2 separate regions of the Mus musculus genome follow, and region 2 is linked to region 1. Evidence: chromatin loops called from intact Hi-C (ENCODE). Cell type or tissue: left cerebral cortex. All regions are shown on one strand. Links, peaks and the distances in the headings refer to the core of each region. The heading gives the core; the rest is flanking DNA. Region 1 overlaps Uspl1 (ubiquitin specific peptidase like 1). Region 2 overlaps Hsph1 (heat shock 105kDa/110kDa protein 1).

Region 1 (10,040 bases), core at 803-8,802:
ACAGTCTTCTTAGAGACACCTTCAAAACAGCACCCATATTATAGCTGTCCCCAGAGAGGCTCTGTCAGAGCCTGGCCAATACAGATGTGGATGCACACAACCATACATCGAACTAAGCATGGGGACTCCAATGGAGGAGTTAGGACTAGGACTGAAAGAACTGAAAGAAACAGAAGGACAATAACCAACCAGACCTCCCCCAAAGCTCCCAGGAACTAAGCCACAAACCACAGAGTAGACATGGGGGGACCCATGGCTCCAGCTAGATATGTAGAAGAGGATGGCCTTGTCCGGTATCAATGGGAGAAGAGGCCCTTGGTCCTGTGGAGGCTTGATGACCCTGCGTAGGGGAATGCTAGGGCCCTGAGGTGAGAGTGGGTAGGCGGGTGGGGGAGCACCCTCATAGAGGCGTGGGGTGAGGGGAGAGGAGAGGGGGTTTGTGGAGGGGAAACTGGGAAGGTAGATAACATTTAAAATGTAAGTAAATAAAAATAACCAATAAAAAATATGAAAAACAAAACCATTTCCCCTTAAAACTGAAAGGTCCCATTAGAGATAATTCTGAGACTCGGGGAGGGAGGTCGGAATGGACAAGGTCCTTTCTGTAGCTGGGTTTCAGACCACTTTAGATGCTATGTACTACTAGTCAGTTTCTAAGGTATCACAATAGTGACTAAGGACAAATAGAGGTCTAAGGTCCAACAGATTTTTTTTTAATTCCTTAAAGGCAAAACATTAAAACAAGATTAAAATACTACCAGTGAAGTGGACCATGACCAGCAAGGGGTAGAAAGGGAGGTGAGTGTTGGGGTCGTGGGCAGGGACAAACACAGTCAAAGCACATTGTATACAGGCAAAACTGTCACAAAGAAAACCAGTTATGCATAATTAATGGAGTACAGGCACACATGCACGCATGTACAAAGAGACACACATGTATTGGAACAGCCAAAGTCTCTACCACCATCAAATGTGAGCACTAATGTGAGCACTAATGTGAGCACTAATGTGAGCACTAATGTGAGCACTAATGTGAGCACTAATGTGAGCACTAATGTGAGCACTAATGTGAGCACTAATGTGAGCACTAATGTGAGCACTAATGTGAGCACTAATGTGAGCACTAATGGGGACAGTAGCAACTGCCAGTCACAAAACTAAAACGCTGCCTTGACCTAGCAACCAAAGTCCTTAGTATTTATAACAAACGGACTACAAAGTTTATGTGGAAACAAGAGCATTGTTCCTCATATTTGCCTACAGGGAAACAATCAATCAAGATGGTCTTTCTTTGTTTTGTGTTTAGGAGAGTACAGACCAGAAGCCAGACTCAGGTTGCATTCCTTAACACTGTCCACCTTTACTTTGAAGAAAGGCTCTCCCATTTGCCAAGAGTGATAGGCTGGATGGCCAGCAAGCTGCAGGGATCTCTGGGATTACAACTGTGCACCACGTCCAACTTTCTGTATGCGGGCTTTCGGAATAAATTAGGTACTCCTGTGGGACGGCAAACAATTGTCCATTTTCCCAGCTCCCAAGACATCTTCTCCTTAGGTGGTGAATATACATGAACATATATGAAGGGAAGGGCGGAGGTGGAGGACAGTAGTGCTTTTAGGGTAGTGAAACTACTCTGTATGGTGCTACAATGGTGGATAAATGTTGGCCCCTTCACATACTCACCAGTGGACACACATTGTATAGCTCATGTGAATCATGTATGGCCTTTGGGTAACAGTACACTATTGTAGGTTTGCTCAATTAACAAATCCTCCATCCTTGCATAGAAGGTATATAATAAGGAAGAAAAATAGGCAACATAAACAAATTCAGTGGATGATCCAGATGCCATGGGTACCAGAGCTCTGTTGATGGTAAGTTAGAAAAACAAAACAAAACAAAACAAAAAAACGGTTGGGATGCATAGTGAAAAAGAGTCTACAAAACAAATGAAAGAGAGACAACAAACAAGGAGTAAGTGCACACACCCTTCAGACACACATCGCAGTCAGGAAGGACACACAAAACACCACGGTTAAGAAAGAGGAACAGGGGTGGGCGCAGGAATTAAAGTCAAAAGTAAGAATACAGAAGAAAGGGGGAAAAAGTCCAGATGAAATCTGTCTTTAAACCAAAGCAAACCCCACAAGGCTCTATTTCTCATGTGCAGTATCATAAAAGAAAACGTTTAGACACTTACCATCAGCATCTAAAAACCATGTTATAAAATGGTTATTTGCTTGGTACTGTATTACCGACGTGACTTGATAAAGGCTTCCTTCAAAGTGGAAGGCATAGTGTTGCAAATCCCTCCTTGGTAAGCCCTCCACGAAGTGCAGCATGAGTATGGGCGACGCTCTGTGGAAAGGAGGCACAAGTCAAATCAATTTCATGCCACGGCTCCGTTGAGGGACACGGTGGCCCCAGCTGTGTGCCGTGATTAGAAAGGGAAAGTGGCTCTATAGAGCATGTGACACTAAAGCCTTTGAAGCGGTGGCCAGCAGCTGGGAGCCACTGTGCAACAGGACTGACAAAGACCCTTAAACAAAACTTGCTGCCAGAGAACTATGCTGCAGAGCTCTGAAGAGAGAAGCCCAGCCCTTGAGGAGCTCCTCTGCTGTCAGGTGTCCACATCAATCACTCTGTCAAGTGGCAAAAGCAAGAGCAAACCTTATGCCTAAGATATTCAGACACTAAGTTCATCTCAAGAAATTAGGGGACCCAATAAATTCAAATTTGTACTTAAAAAAAAAACTTAATAAATAAAGTGCATGGGGGACTGGAGAGATGGCTCAGCGGTTAAGAGTACTGACTGCTCTTCCAGAGGTCCTGAGTTCTATTTCCAGCAACCACATGATGACTCACAACCATCTGTAATGAAATCTGACGCCCTCTTCTGTTGTGTGTGAAATCAGCTACAGTGTACTTATTTATAATAATAAATAAATATTTGGGCCGGAGCGAACAGGGACTGAGCGAGTGGGGCTGACCAGAGCCGACTGGAGAGAGCAGAGTCCTAAATTCAATTCCTAGCAACCACATGAAAGCTCACAACCATCTGTACAGCTACAGTGTTCTCATATACATAAAATAAATAAATAAATCCTAAAAAAATAAAGTGCACTAGTGGATTTATTATAAACAATGAGATGCTCATAATTTCAAAAATACGCTTCACTATTACAGTAACATGTCAAAGTAGAAACAAACCTACGGATAGGCCTAAAATAACAAAGCTCTTGGGGTTTAAGAAATGGTGGTTATTCCTTCTCCTAATATTTAAACAGATGTCAAAACTTACTTAGCTTATCAAAATTTATTCAGTTGAAAATGAACTCAAATCAATGTCCAGATTCGAGTGAGATTATTCTGACAGGAGTGATCTGTCAATTACACCCTGTCCATTTCTTATTAAACGGCAATTAAGTCCTGAAAGTTCTGTAAACTGTTTTTATCACCTCATTCTTTGTCCTGGGTTTAAAATCTGACTTAATTTACCAATTCCAAGATGTTACTGTTCATAAAATATGCCAGTAAAGTACACTCTTCCAACTGTGAGGATATGACATATCTGTCTTTCAGCTGATCCACAGTAAAATATAGGTTCTCACAGCTCAACAGGCAGGCCTTAGGCTATGGCCTTTCCATTACTAATAAGATATTTGAATACAGACGTCTTGTATTTAGCTTCCTGGGCCTCACACATCTACTTACCTAAAATCTCATGAGTCTACACTAGAAATCTGTGTCTTCCCTTCACGCGAGTGCACATAAAAAGTTTAGGAACTACATATGAGCAAGAATTCCATAATACATGAGACAGAGCCTGTCAGACCTCACTCTTTTTATATATCCTAAGGCTTCTAGAGCAGTCCCTGGTAAATGAGTCAAAGGAATGGGCCAAGATGAACTCCACCTGCAGTCTGAGCTGCAGCGATGCTCACAGTCCAGCTGATGCAAACAGATGCCTCCCAAGCTGTTCTGAAATCTCATAAAGAGGGGAAAGACCAGACTCCACAGATTCTATGCAAGCCCCTGTGCAGAGGCTGACAGACACACCTCAGCTCTCTACGGCCTAATGGAAAGGGACATGCCAGACAATCTCGACGTTCATTGCAAGGTTTGGTTCAGCCCACTTCAGCCAAGCCGGTGAATGCTCAGAACGTCCTCCTATTCCTGGGCCTCACAGGTGCTGAACAGGCTGTGGTCCTGGGCTTTGCCCCTCACCTGTTCTACTCCCCATAACTAGGGAAGTTCTAAAAGACAAACTAACTCCCCAGGCTTCACACATCCAACCTCACGACAGCCTCCTCTGCTGGCATACCTCAACAGGCAGAGTTTGTTTTAAACACACACACAAATACAAACAGTAGCATAATGTGTATCCTCCACCCCTTGTTGCTTCTAATTCACAGAGAGCTGCTTTTCTCTTGGAAGGATGCAAGCATCTCAGGAAACGCACAGAGAATACTCCCACAGCCAGCTACAGACGCAGAACTACCCACCAGGGGCAGCCACACCTTACACTAAGAGCTGGATCACAAACTTGATTTTCATCAAAACGTCTCTAATAACTCAAATCTTAGACAATATACATTTAACAATTACAAATTTGTACATCTGTAATAATCAGTTTCAGGAAAAAAGGTCTATAAACATTTGTAAGTTAACAGTCTTCATGTGTCATTTCCAATCTTTCTGATAATAAGAAATAAAAAGCCTAAATCACATCAGCTGCAAGCCAAATGATTGGAAGCCACAGTCTCATGAACGCATAAAGAAACATATCTTCAGAAAGCCCAACTGTGTCACAAAGGGATACAACTGCTCTTTGGAGATAATTCAAGGAGCTTTAAAGCATTTTCTACCAAGAAATAAAGACTTTAATTGAGAAATAGAATCTTCGGCCATGAGGCTGTGCTTCTAGTCCCAGAATTCTGGAGGCCAAGATGAATGGATCTTGAGACCGAGGCCAGTCTAAGCTACATACACAATTTCAGGCCAGCCTAAGCTACAAAACAAAACCCTGTTTTGCCAGCCAGAACTACATAGAGATCCCATACCCTGTCTCAAATCAAACCAAACCACCAGAAACAAAACAAAGCAAACCAGCACCACCAGCAGCACTCACTGTCAGTGCCTAACACCATGGAACTCACTCATTATCTCAGTCCTTAGAGTTTGAGGCCAAGGGACTCTAAGTTCCAAGACTAGCCTAGACTATATAATGAGACTATCTTGCAACACAACAAGAACAATCAGGAAGCTGCTAAAACTGAAGTTAAATATAATAACCTTTTCAAATGCCAGCCCGGACCATGTATGACCTCCTGAGACTATGGCAAGCACTGTAGGCTCTTTTCAATAACTCAAAGCTGACTCTAGACCGTCAAGTGTCCACATCAACACCCTCAGAGTAGAATTCCTCAACAATTCCTTAAAGAGAAGTGGTAGAGTTGGATGCAATAGGCATGACTTACCACTAGATTTTCCCTGTGGGCATGCATTACACATGCGGGTAATCTGAGACAAGGCCCCCGGGGGAACTCGTAACATTGTGAGATCTTAGAATGATATATGGTTAAATTACTCACAGCCTCATGATGAATTTATTTGTTTAGCGTCTCATGATAGATCTATCATTCATCTATCTATCTATGCTGGCTGCTTGAGAACTCACTATGTAGACCAAACCAGTCTTAATTCACAAGTTCTGCTCTCCTCTGCTTGCTACGTACTAGGATAGAGGCATGTTCCACCACATCCAACTGATAAATTCTCTTACATTATCCCTAAAATCTATACTAAATACCAACAAGTCAAGTTGTATTAATTTCAGAGTGAAAACTGTAAGAGTCTTATACAAATACCTTGCCATTTAAATTTTAAGTATAATTTTACATAAATTCAATTTACTTTTGATGAAAATAGGAAATGTCCAAATTATAAAATTGGCTCATTAAAATAACAAATCCACTGAAATGTAAAAGACCTTTTAAATTTAAAAAACAGTTGTATCTAATGGAAACACATTCTGATCAGAACATGAACCTTTTATGTAAGCAAAAGCAACAACTTTTATAACTTTTATAAAAAAAAATTTATGTTACAATGCTGTCAATTAGCAGATCAAACAACATAATAAAATCTAGCGGATTGTCAACCCCTGCACCTTGACAGAAAGCTGTTTATAAGCACCAGGATGCTCAGGCTTCTGCACAGGTGTGTGCAGGACAACAGCCAGCCTTGCAGCTGCCTTTGCCTGTCTCGGTATTAAGGAAGAGAAGCCCTGACACGAAGATCTCAAACCCTGGGCCCAGGCAGCCAAGCTGACTAGATTTGTGGGTAAGGCAGCGCCTCACTCACACTCTGAGAGCCAGGAAGCAGGGACAAAGCAAGCTAATAGCTGACAGGGAGGAGGACAGCAAACCCAACAGCAGCAGAGTACAAAGACAGACGGGAGAGAAGCTTTACCCAGCACAGCAGAACGGAGGAATGGTGAGCTGAGCACCACACAGCAGGCAGGCATACTGTGTGGACAGCTCATCTGTCCACAGCCTCCAAGATTCAGTATTTACATGCAACAGATGCTGCGGAACGTAGGGGGGAGGCCAGGGCCAGGCGATGAGATCGTGTCTGGAGAATATGCCTAGGTAGCAGGCCCAGAGAAGAGCTATGGAAAGGAAACTGGAGGGAAGGACGGAGGTCAGCAGCAAAGTTACTAGTTCAAAGAGGCCAGTGTGGGGCGGACCCACAGACCTAAAGCATTTGCATGTTGGGAGTATTAAGCTTTTAAACCGTTCAGCAAACAGAGCAAATGGAAAGCAAAACCTTCTATTACTACGTACACTATCTGACCAGAGGGAAACGACAAGGGCAGATCTACTCTGAGTTCTATTTACATTCAGAGTGCAAGGACATGCAAGCACCTGAGCAGATAGGGCCAGGTACACACACTTAGCAGCACCAGTCCTACAGCAGACAGACAGACAGCTGACCCAGCAGACAGACAGACAGCTGACCCAGCGCTTGCCAAGGAGTCAGCGGAATGGCAACTCTGAGCCTACCCTAGGCCAGCAGCAGGAAGTTTAGAATGAAGCCAGCAGCAGGGAGCTTGTAAGACGATGAAGTATCAGCAAGCTGATTGACATCCGGAAGAAAACAGACATTAAGACACACAGGTGGGGCTGGAGAGATGGCTGAGCAGTAAGGAGCACTTAGTGTTCTTGCTGAGGACCTGGGTTCGGTTCCCAGCACCCACACAGCAGCTCACACCTGTCTGTAACTCCAGTTCCAGGCTTCTAACACCCTCACACAGACATACATGCAGGTAAAACACAAATGCACATAAAAGTACACCCAATGGGAGAGGGAACAGGATGAGAGAAACACTACAAGAGACAAACTAAGCACCCTCCTGAAGCCTACTGTGTCCTGCTTGCCCACCCTCAGTTTTTACAGTGGTAAGCAACTGGTGGCCCTAAGTAAGTGTCCACTCCAACTTCTGAAGGGTAAGTGGTGCTCACTACTTCCCTTCCCACGACACGAGGAACTGTACATGCATCTTCACTGTCTCCTAAAAATGTTTAAGTAAATGGAAACTCACCTTTCCAACACCATTTTTCTTATTTGTGATTTACTGTTGCAGCTGTTACATGGACCAAAATGGGCAGCATTGAGTGGATGCCACTCAGGAACAATATTGGTAAAGGTGACCAGACTCTTCACACACCTAAAAAACAGGCACAGTTTGAATCCCTCAGCTAGCTTCGCTGGAGTTAGTTAACACGTGCAACTGCATGCTCTTGCTTGCCTCCCAGCCCCGCCCATATCAGCACAGCCATGCCCTCCCCTGCCACGGAAGAGACACTGGAGCCTCCACACCAACTGACATGCACAGAAGGGTGACCAGCAGAGCTTCCCTCCACTAATGCTCCAGAGAATCACTGCTGATGCCCTGCTGAGCACACTGGTTATTTCAGGGCCACCCCTGGTCTCCACTTAGCACATTGTAGAATCAGTCCCCAGCTTCCATACCCAATGTACTGGCAGCTACCTAGTGAGGAGCCATCAGAGGCTCTGGGTGAACATTGTTACTCTCAGGCTGTCTGACTCAGGCTGAGTTGTGATGCAAAGTGGCTTAGCATCACTGACAACAAAGAGAGTACTGTCTTCAAACAGATACAAACTTAAACTTTTCATCTGCTGGGGGGCTGGGGGTGGGGGCAATCACTTGGAAAACGGCGACAGTTAAAAGCCATCTTCAACCGTCAGCCAAGTATACTAAATCTTAGTTGCATCAACTCTAGTAAAAACATTTTCATTAAAGCAAGTATCACATTACACTCCCCCGACAAACAACTCTCCCGTGTCAAGTGCCATGGCCTTCATACAACAACGAGTGGCAGATAAACTGGGTCTGAATCAGGACCACCAGCCTCCAAAGGCCAGGCTTTTTTATGCTCTCCAAAAATATAACTACGGAACCTAATACAAGTCCTTATACTGGCACAAAACCCAGAGGCACTAAAATGAAAGGACTAGTTGACTAGCTTCTGTCAGAGGAGAAGGAAGCCAGTTGTTGTAACCCCAACGTACACTGATTAAAGGCCATCCTGTCTTAGCTTTGACTCTGAAATTGCTTTTTTTTTTTTTAGAATGAAAGATTAAAGAATGTTTAAAGAAGTTTCAGGTTTTAAAGAAATAAAGACAAGATGCAAACCAAAGTGGCTGCCGGTTTCCCCTGGGTGCTTTCTGAGCTCTGTGCGAACACTGCTAGAGCCCACTTTCCTTCTTATGCACAGAGCTGCCGAAAGATCAGAGTGCTGAGTCACTGGCCTCGCCAGTGAGTTCATAACTACTTTCCTAAGCAGCCAGTCATCTGAATTGCCACAACAGAAATCACTCTCAGTGGCTAGGTGACTCCTGGCACACACAACCCACTCAATGAAAAGCTGTCAAACCACTAGCCTGTGAATTCTAGAAAAGCTGTAATTAAGCTGATTCTAACCATCAGCCCTGTTTATATTATTAAAAACACACGTAGTGATTAGGGAGTTTAGCACAGGGAATCACAGAGGCAAGAAACGACACTAGAGGTCTCCTGATCTCCTACTGACTCGTTACTATGAACAGAAAACCTGACCCCTTGTACAAATCAATGGAAATCTGGGAGCAGAATCCTCCTTGGCGTAGACAAGTATTTCAAGTCCTAGTGTGAGTCTCCTCTACAGCTCTCTCCCAGGCTCGGCTCTGCCTGCTGTCCAGATCCCACGGACTCGCTATGCACCGCTCGCTCGCTCCTCATCATTTACCTGCTGACTGTTGAGGCTTGCTGGTGGGTGAGCTGCACTGGGCAGCCTGATTCCTGCTAATACTGAGCAATGACCGGCGAGGCAGACAAGTACCCAGCCTCTCTGACCGCTCTCCTGAACACTATAAATGCCACCATACACTAAGAGCAAATCCATGATGGAGGCCTAAAGCAAACAAAAGCCTTGTCTCTAACAGAGGGCAAAACACTGCCAAGGACTTCAGAGCAGACGCCCTGCTAAGAACCTTCCAGAGAGTGAAGGGTGCTAATCTCATCTGTTCCTAACTTCCCAGTAAATAAATTAACAACTCCTTTTAGCTATTCTTCAAGCCATAGATTTTTTTTTTAAGTTAATTTAGACCAACAAGTTGACTCTAGCCTCTTGTGTCACAAACTGTCCCTTTAACCTCACTAGTGAGACATTCTCACAGCAGACATCGCAGTGATCCATGCCTCCATTGTCAGGACTCAGAGGGCTGAGCAAGAAAGTGGCACTCTGAGGTCAGCCCCAGCTACTGAGCTAGATAGACCCTCTTAGAAAAGGATCAAATGTGTGTTGGGGTCCAAGAAATGCTGATACATGATGCTTCCTGAGGCAGAAAACCTATAGTCTGGGCCAACCCGGGCTACACAGCCAAGTTCTCCCTGAGCTATTGCAACCTTGTCTCCATCCAAGGGGGTGGAGGGTAAACTGCTGTGGAAGTGTTGAGACACAGTGTAATGTATG
Region 2 (8,000 bases), core at 1-8,000, 420 kb before region 1:
CAAAATACGTACGTGGGGGAGGTTCTATCCATGAGTCCTGAATGTCTTGGAGATTGGTATATATTCTTGAGTGCTCTTATTAAAGGCATGTGCTGCCGTGCCTGGCAAAGTATCTCTTTTCAGAATATTGTGTGAGTGGCTATATGGATGTCATAGGACAACTTTTGGAAGTTGGTTTTGTGCTTGCACTGTGGGTCCCAGGATTGGAGTTGGGTAGATTTCCATCCACAGAGGAAAAAGGTTCGAGAATTGAGCATCTTATAGCAAGCGCTTTACCTGCGGAACCAGGTCAGCAGCCCTCAAGAGGCTTAGTTAGTGGTGGGTAGCTTGGTACCAGGCTCTGCAGTAAGCACTTGTTATAAACAGTGGCTCCAGAACAGGACTTCTCAACCATCCTAGCGTTGTGCCCCATTAGTACAGTTGGTTATGGCCATGTTGTGATCCCCCCACCATATAATTAGTTCTTTGCTACTGTTAACAATTGTAAATGCCCCTGTTTGCCAGTGGTGTTAGGTAACCCTGTAAAGGGTCTGGGCTCCCAGGTTGAGAATCCGGTTTCTAGAAGACCAGATGATAGTAGCATTCAGACTGTTCTTAGTCATTACTCTGCAAGGCTGTAGTGCTACCGTAGCACTGCAGGTGTTGATGTGAGCTTCAGCTCTTGTTCCCTATTTAAAACATGACATCAGCAGTTTCCATTATTCAATCAGAAGATCAGTGGTTCTTAAAAGACTGGGAGTGTAGCCTGTTCTTGCTTTCTTCTGTAGATTTGCTCGTAGATTTTCTTTCTTTCTTTTTTCTTTTTTTTCTTTTCTTTTTAGTTTTTTGAGACAAGGTTTCTCTGTGTAGCTCTGGCTGTCCTGTAACTTACTCCTTAGACCAGGCTGGCCTCAAACTCAGAAATCCACCTGCCTCTGCCTCCCAAAAAGGTTTAATGAATGTTAGGATGTCCGTGTGAATTGCTAATAGATTCCCAAGTGCCTCCCAGGGACAGGAAGTTGGTTGGGGTGGGGAAACAGTTTTGGAGGGACACTTCTTTCTCATTTGGTTTCTTAGCCTTTGTATTTTCTTGGCAATCTTTATAGAAATAAAAAGTCCATCTCAGGCAGAGGCAGGCGGATTTCTGAGTTCAAGGACAGCCAGGGCTATACAGAGAAACCCTGTCTCAAAAAACAAAAAAAAAAAAAAAAAAAAAAAAAAGTCCATCTCTAAACTGGCAGTTCCTTTTTGCTCTAGGCCGTTTTGTTGTTCAGAATGTTTCTGCACAGAAAGATGGAGAGAAGTCGAGAGTGAAGGTCAAAGTGCGTGTGAACACACATGGCATCTTCACCATCTCCACGGCTTCCATGGTGGAGAAGGTCCCGACCGAGGAAGAGGATGGCTCCTCTCTCGAGGCAGACATGGAATGTCCAAACCAGAGGCCAACAGAAAGCTCGGATGTGGATGTAAGTTGCTAGAGCAATTGTCACATTCAAAAGTAGAATTGACTTCATTCTAAGCTGTAGGAGGGTAGCTGTTAATTTTTTTTTCAATTACATAACATTGATCAGGATTTTGTGTGATGATAATTAGTTCTTCCGATTGTAATGGCAGGATATAAGAACTCTGTGTATTGTAACAGGTGCATAATCCCGTTTGAAGAAACTGGTATGTGAGCAAAGTAGAAAAGGTTGCTTTTTTTTTTGTCTTTTCATTCTTAAGGATATATGTTAGGTCAGATGCTAACTGGTTAAAAGCAGCTATAACAATTGAAATAGGAAAGTCAATTTTGATTCCTTTTCAATGTACAGCAAAAATTGGCACTGGTGTTCAGTCCAGGACTTGTTTTTATTAACATAATTTTCTGGGTTGGGAGGGCGAAAAGAGAAATCGCACAGTAATGGTGGAGTTGTGACTGCTTATTTCCTCAGCTTAGGCTTGCAGTTGATTTCTGGGGGCAGGGAAGAATGGCTTAGAGCAAGAGGCAGGCAAGGCAGTGCTGGTGTAAGGGCTTGGTGTTCACAGATCTCAAATACTGAAGGAGCTTTAGCATCATATGAACCTTAGGTTTGTTCTCATCTGGGCACCGTTCACAGAGTGGCTAGTGCTAGGTCCTGGAGCCTTCAGTGTCTGCCTTAGGACTAGAAGCTGTGGGAGGAAATGTGTGTGAAGTCTTAAAGGGTGGGCAGGATGTGCTTATCTCAGAGCAGTTCAGCCTTCCTCGTCTAGCACGGAGAAAGGTGATAGCAGGCACACATTTGCTGGGGACTGGGGGCTACTGAAGAGCCTTCAGGGATAATTTCCTTTCCCTTTTGTTTTTAAGCCATATATTTTTAAGCAAGGTTGTTAGTGGGTATTGTTGATTCTTGGTGCTGAGGTCCTTTGAGGTAAGATTGCTGAGTCATGGAATGAGAAGCCGTGGAATGACTAAGCAGTGGTCATTTTCTGTAACTCTGGAATGATAACCACCAAGGTACATGCTGCTGCTGCTCGAGTTCAGACATTTGATTTGGAAAGAGCCTGGGCTAGAATCCCGTGTTCTGTGCTTGTGAGCATCTGTTCAGGGCTAGGTGAAAGGTTCTTCAAGAGGAGCTCTGGATTGTCACTCATCAGAGCCCTCATGTCTTATATAACTAACCGTAGCACATCATTTATAAATTATTTACAGGTTTGAAATGTCTGAAGTTTCATGTACTTATTTTTATCTGGTACCTTTTCTTTTCTGCCCACCTATTAAGATTTTGGAAATTGAGAGTACTGTCTTTGGTGCCCTATAATTTGAAATTCATACAAGTACACCTGCTTTCTACATCCTTTGTGCCTGGGCTTTCATTTCAGAAAAATATCCAGCAAGACAACAGTGAAGCTGGAACACAGCCCCAGGTACAAACTGATGGTCAACAAACCTCACAGTCTCCCCCTTCACCTGAACTTACCTCAGAAGAAAGCAAAACCCCAGATGCTGACAAAGTGAGTGACTCTTCCAGTTCATTGCATTAGCCGGTGTTGCAGTGTGTGGTGGTTGGTGGTTTAACCCTGTGCTTTCGAGAGGGATCCGGTGATCTTATGGGGCTGTAGGGTTTTTCTCTGTTCCTTTTCTACATGTGTTACTCAGCTAAAAACCTGCTAGAAGGAGTGTTCAAACTTAAGCAGGGAACCATTGCTCTCCTTTAGAGCCCAAAGCTTCTCTTAATAACTGCCACTCTAAGACAAGAGCCAAAGGCAAAGGTTTGATGTGTTCTAAAGGACAGAGGCAGAAAGATGCATCCCAGTGCTTAATACTCAGGCTTTAGGAGTATAGTAAACTTCTCCTTTTTTCAAATAATCTGTCAATTTTGAATTAATTTTAATGGTCTGGTAATATCTATATTCCCAAGTGATTATTCTAATATTGGAAGCTAAATAAAGCTATTGTGCTCTTTGAGATAATGCCAGATTGTAATCAGACCTTTAAAGCCGGTGATGAGGTTGACAGTGAGAAGCCTGTTTCTAGCCTGAGCTGTATTTCAGCGTTCAGTCTCTGCACGCTGTGAATAAATGATTAACTGTCCTTCAGAGTCTGGCTTCCTCTCGAATTCTCAGAATACCTTACCTTCTTCACTCGGGCAAGTTACAGAAGGGAAGCTGGAGGTTGGAATGGATTTTCTGCCAGGTTTTTATTTTCCTCTGTCCTGATTAATCTTGTGGCCCTTAGTGTATTTTTTTTTCTTCTTAGAAAAGAGTCGAGGTGATAGTATTTATTTGGAAAATGGGTCCTCACATTTCAACAACATTCCCTTTGATTTAGGGCAAAATGTCTACAGGCTTCTGCAGATCATTTTCGTTCCTTTCTAGAAAATGACATTGGGTTTTTGCCCTTAAACACTTCTTGGAATATTGCCGGGCTTTCAAGGATCCTGCTTGTCACATAATTAAGCTGTGGATGGAGACTTCTGTATAGTTTAAAGCTGTCGGCCTTTTGCTGGGGCAGTCCATCTCTCAGTGGCCATCCTGTCTCCCCACGAGGTTCTCACTGCCTACCTACCGCTCCATTCCCTCCCACTCCCTCCGCTGTCTGCTGCTCACCCCAGGAGTGCTGCTCCCTCATTTCCTGCCCCAGCTCTAGGCTGTCAGTTCTTTATTATACAGAAAGCCACATTCCAGTGTAAACCAATCAGCAGGGAGACCATGCCCACTCCGTTTCAGGTTGCCTTTATGAATTGAGGGCTGCTGCCTGGCCTGCCTTCATCTTCTGGCCAGTCGAGGAAGGACCAGCGTTTACAAATAGAAAACTGGTGATGGGCCATAGAAATGACAGTACCAACGTCCTGACAGCACTGGTCTCTCTGCTGGTACGGCAACCAGCTACTGAAATGCCGGGACACACCTTCATACAGTGAGGGACGGTCACTCCAGCATTGGCGGGTTGCTCATCTGTATTGAGTGCTGCGTTGTGCTCGTGTTGGTTGGTTTGGTCAGGGATTAGCGGAATTTTGTTCCTGGAGTTTGAGTTGCACGCCTGTGTCTTGCTAGACAGCGGGTTTATCTTTCTCTGTGGTTCAGGCTGTGATGCTTTGGCACGGTAGCTGACTGCACCGTCCACTGCAGTCTGTATGTATCTTTGGCACACTCACTGCACGTGTGTCTTCATAGTCCCTGCAGCTTGTAGCTCCAGTTCCCAGAGAGAGGCAAGGATTGGTGGGATGTCACAGGTCTTCCCGTAGTGACACGCTAGCCGAGGCAGTCCTGCTGGGGTGAGCTGCACGCCTTGCTCATCCTCAGTAAACTGCACCTGAGTCTCCTCAGCTGTGTATCAGTTGGAGCAGGACGTGGGACAAGAGCCTGAGAAGTCAAGGATGTTGAAAAATTAAAGGCCAAAGCAGATACCTCTCCAGCTTTGTATTTATATAACTTGAAATCCAAAATATTTGCTGGTGTCTTCTTTTTAGTAAGTAGTCACATTCACAATGACACATTTTAAGGTTAGGATGTTTTCTATACTCCTTGTGAAGCCTGAAGCCAGTTTTCTGCAGTGTTTTTGGGGTGTTTGTGTTTTAGCTGTGACCTACCTATCACGTGCAGTCATCTGTGGCGTTTTCTATACATGGCGGGTACATACCAGCATCAGATTCAGATCTAAGAGCTTTCTGGATTGGGGATACTCTTGTCACTTGCCACATCATCCTGTTTGCTGTCATAAGACCCTTCCATCTCTTTATGTGGCCCAAGCTGGCTTCAAACACGTAGCTGCAGACTTCTGAGTGCTGCGGTGACGGGCATGACAACTGTACCTGGCTGTCTTCGAATTCCCAAATGAGAAATGATATGGCTGAAAGGCAGGTGGTACCTCTGCACTTAATAAGCAGAGAAATAAGCATTGTAGGAGGTGGGCAGGCGCTCTTGAGAGCACTCGTCCTAACTGGAGTGGGTACTGCCTGGGACCTGAATAAAGTCTGATATCTCTAGTGTTGGTCTGAGGTTATGTGGAGTTGTTACTCGAAGATTCTATACTAGAAAAGCAGATAAGTTAGTTTTGAGTTTAAAGGGATTTGGAAAAGACCAAAGATTAATGTGACTAGAGAAGATGATGGTGAGCTGATGCAAAAAGACGACACACTGAGTTACTGCCGTAGTCCAAGGTCCAAGGTGGGTGTAGACACTGATAGTTCCAGCATCAGAGTGAGAGTCCGAGAGTAAAGAGAGATCATCAGTAAATATGGTAGGTTTTTGTTTTCTAAACATTAAGATAATTTCTTTTTCTTAACCCTTAAGGCAAATGAAAAGAAAGTTGATCAGCCTCCAGAAGCCAAGAAACCTAAAATAAAGGTGGTAAATGTTGAGCTGCCTGTAGAAGCCAACTTGGTATGGCAGTTAGGGAGAGACCTTCTTAACATGTATATTGAGACAGAGGTAAGTGCTCTTCTTACATACTTCTGTTTGGTTGTTTCTGCATGCCGCAGGGATAAGTGACTAATTCCTCACCGGGTGTTAAGTTTTAAATTATTTCAGAGATAAAGGCAAAAGGATGGATCTGTCTGCTTAATTCAGTGGAGTTGGCTGGGCTTTGTATGTGAGATCTGTATAGGGAGTTATGTTGTGTGTGGCTGAGAATTGTTGTGTTCCTCTGAAGTGATTCCTTGCACAGGCACTGTGGGAAGCAGGCCACACACAATCAAGAGACTGAGGGCAATCAAGGTCCACTGTTCCTGAGATGCGCACTGAATTTAGAAGTATAATAAAAAGTCCTCATTATTTAAATGTAAGAGTGTGATGAAATATGGTGTGGCCTAACAGTATAAGAAAGCAGTGTCCACATGTGTATATGAATCTAAGGACCATGAGGTTTTGAAGAAAAAGTTTTATGAGGTATAGAGTGAGCTGGTCTTTCTATAATCTTCACTTGTTGAGGTGTGGTTTGGATCTCTGAATGTTGACTAACCTCTTTCCTGACAGGGCAAGATGATCATGCAAGACAAGCTGGAGAAGGAGCGGAACGACGCCAAGAACGCCGTGGAGGAGTGTGTATATGAGTTCAGGGACAAGCTATGTGGACCATATGAGAAATTCATATGTGAGCAGGTACATCTGGCTCTGCTAGCGGGGCTTAGTAGTCGCTCTGCCTGTGCTCACTGGAGTCAGGTGAGAATAAAATGAGCAGGACCCTAGGGAGGCTCACCTGCCGTGAGTGCTGCATGTCTTTCCAGCAGTGGTCACCATCCAGGGGGAGACCAGAAACATCTGCTCTGGAGTCTGTGACATGGGGGACATAAAGAGAAATAGGGATCCTTGTGCCTCTGTGCTGATGTTGTCAGGCAACTGTCTGTTACTCTCTCGCCTCGCCGTGTGACACCACTACAGTGTCACTCAGCAGCACTGTCGCAGCACTGTCCCTTTCCTTCCTCATGTGAAGCTCTGGGTAAATCCAGAAGCACGACTGTGGGAAGGCGACTGGACGGCAGCCTGGAGCCTGGTACGGCGTAGGGAGTGGCTTAGACTTGGGTTAGGACCCTCTAGCCCGACCCGACCCGACCCGACCCCCGGGCTGTGCTGCACTGGGCTTTGGTTGCCACCTGTGCCTGCCATAACTGAGATGATTGCTTTGGAGTTGGGGACACAGTTGCCCTCTGTGACCCAAGCATTGGGTGTATAGATGACCTGGAGCTGGGTTTCTTGAGTACAGCATTATGAGTCAGAAGTGTTGTGCTGAAATTGTGTAAGACCATGATCCCAGTGTCTGTAGTGAGGTCACAGGACCGTAGTTAATGTGAAGGGAGAAGCCAGTGACTTCCCCTGAACTACCTGGGGTCACTGCGGAAATGCGTGCCTGGGGTAAGAACCTCTGAAATAAATAGACTGACTGCCACTAATTGTTGTCCTTTCTGTAAAGGAACATGAGAAGTTCTTGAGGCTTCTAACAGAGACGGAAGACTGGCTGTATGAGGAAGGGGAGGACCAGGCTAAGCAGGCATACATTGACAAGTTGGAAGAGCTGATGGTAAGTCCTGTTCTCCCTAAATGATTCAGCTTGCACGTCAAGCCATAGGTGTTTACTAAAGTGTAAGTCTGGCGATTTACCCTATTCTGTTTTAGAAAATGGGCACTCCTGTTAAAGTCAGATTTCAAGAAGCTGAGGAACGACCGAAAGTGTTGGAGGAGCTGGGGCAGCGCCTGCAGCACTATGCCAAGATTGCAGCGGACTTCAGAGGCAAGGTGGGTGATGCTCTCATCCCAGGGAGTGACCTGACTTAGCCAACATGTGGCCTAGGATCCTTGCTGAATAAATGTTGCTTAGTGAGGAACTGTCGGTGTTTGGGACGATGGTAGACTTGAACTTAGGGAAAGTGGGTCTGAGTAGATAGATGTAGCTCTCAATATTCTCTAGAGTGTCTTGTGTATTTTCTATCCAGGATGAGAAATACAACCACATTGATGAATCAGAAATGAAGAAGGTTGAGAAGTCTGTTAATGAGGTGATGGAGTGGATGAATAATGTCATGAATGCTCAGGCTAAAAGAAGTCTTGATCAAGACCCTGTTGTTCGA

What was found. A loop is a pair of places that touch in the nucleus more often than their neighbours do. Peaks named below come from ENCODE experiments on the same cell type or tissue, not always from the same donor. Only the 100,000 strongest peaks of a DNase experiment are listed, where the experiment ranks them.
Region 2: it touches region 1 in a loop (5-fold over the local background); 3 of 42 quality-filtered maps call a loop at or near these places.

What each region holds. Positions count from the first base shown.
Region 1 is chr5:149,201,961-149,212,000 of GRCm38, reverse strand. It overlaps Uspl1 (ubiquitin specific peptidase like 1), which reads right to left. Exons shown (of 9, transcript NM_001115149.1): 7 at 7,607-7,732; 8 at 2,201-2,358. Among named protein-coding and RNA genes, the nearest start is that of 2310047D07Rik, 22 kb to the left of the region's middle. In left cerebral cortex, for the core only: a CTCF peak has its summit at 4,513; DNase peaks (open chromatin) are centred at 3,876, 4,463 and 6,496.
Region 2 is chr5:149,618,414-149,626,413 of GRCm38, reverse strand. Hsph1 (heat shock 105kDa/110kDa protein 1) reads left to right here. Exons shown (of 18, transcript NM_013559.2): 11 at 1,237-1,445; 12 at 2,818-2,949; 13 at 5,731-5,868; 14 at 6,412-6,537; 15 at 7,346-7,453; 16 at 7,549-7,668; 17 at 7,866-8,000. Among named protein-coding and RNA genes, the nearest start is that of Hsph1, 14 kb to the left of the region's middle. In left cerebral cortex, for the core only: no CTCF peak of the experiment used is centred there; DNase peaks (open chromatin) are centred at 2,119, 2,384 and 4,017; H3K27ac peaks cover 417 bases.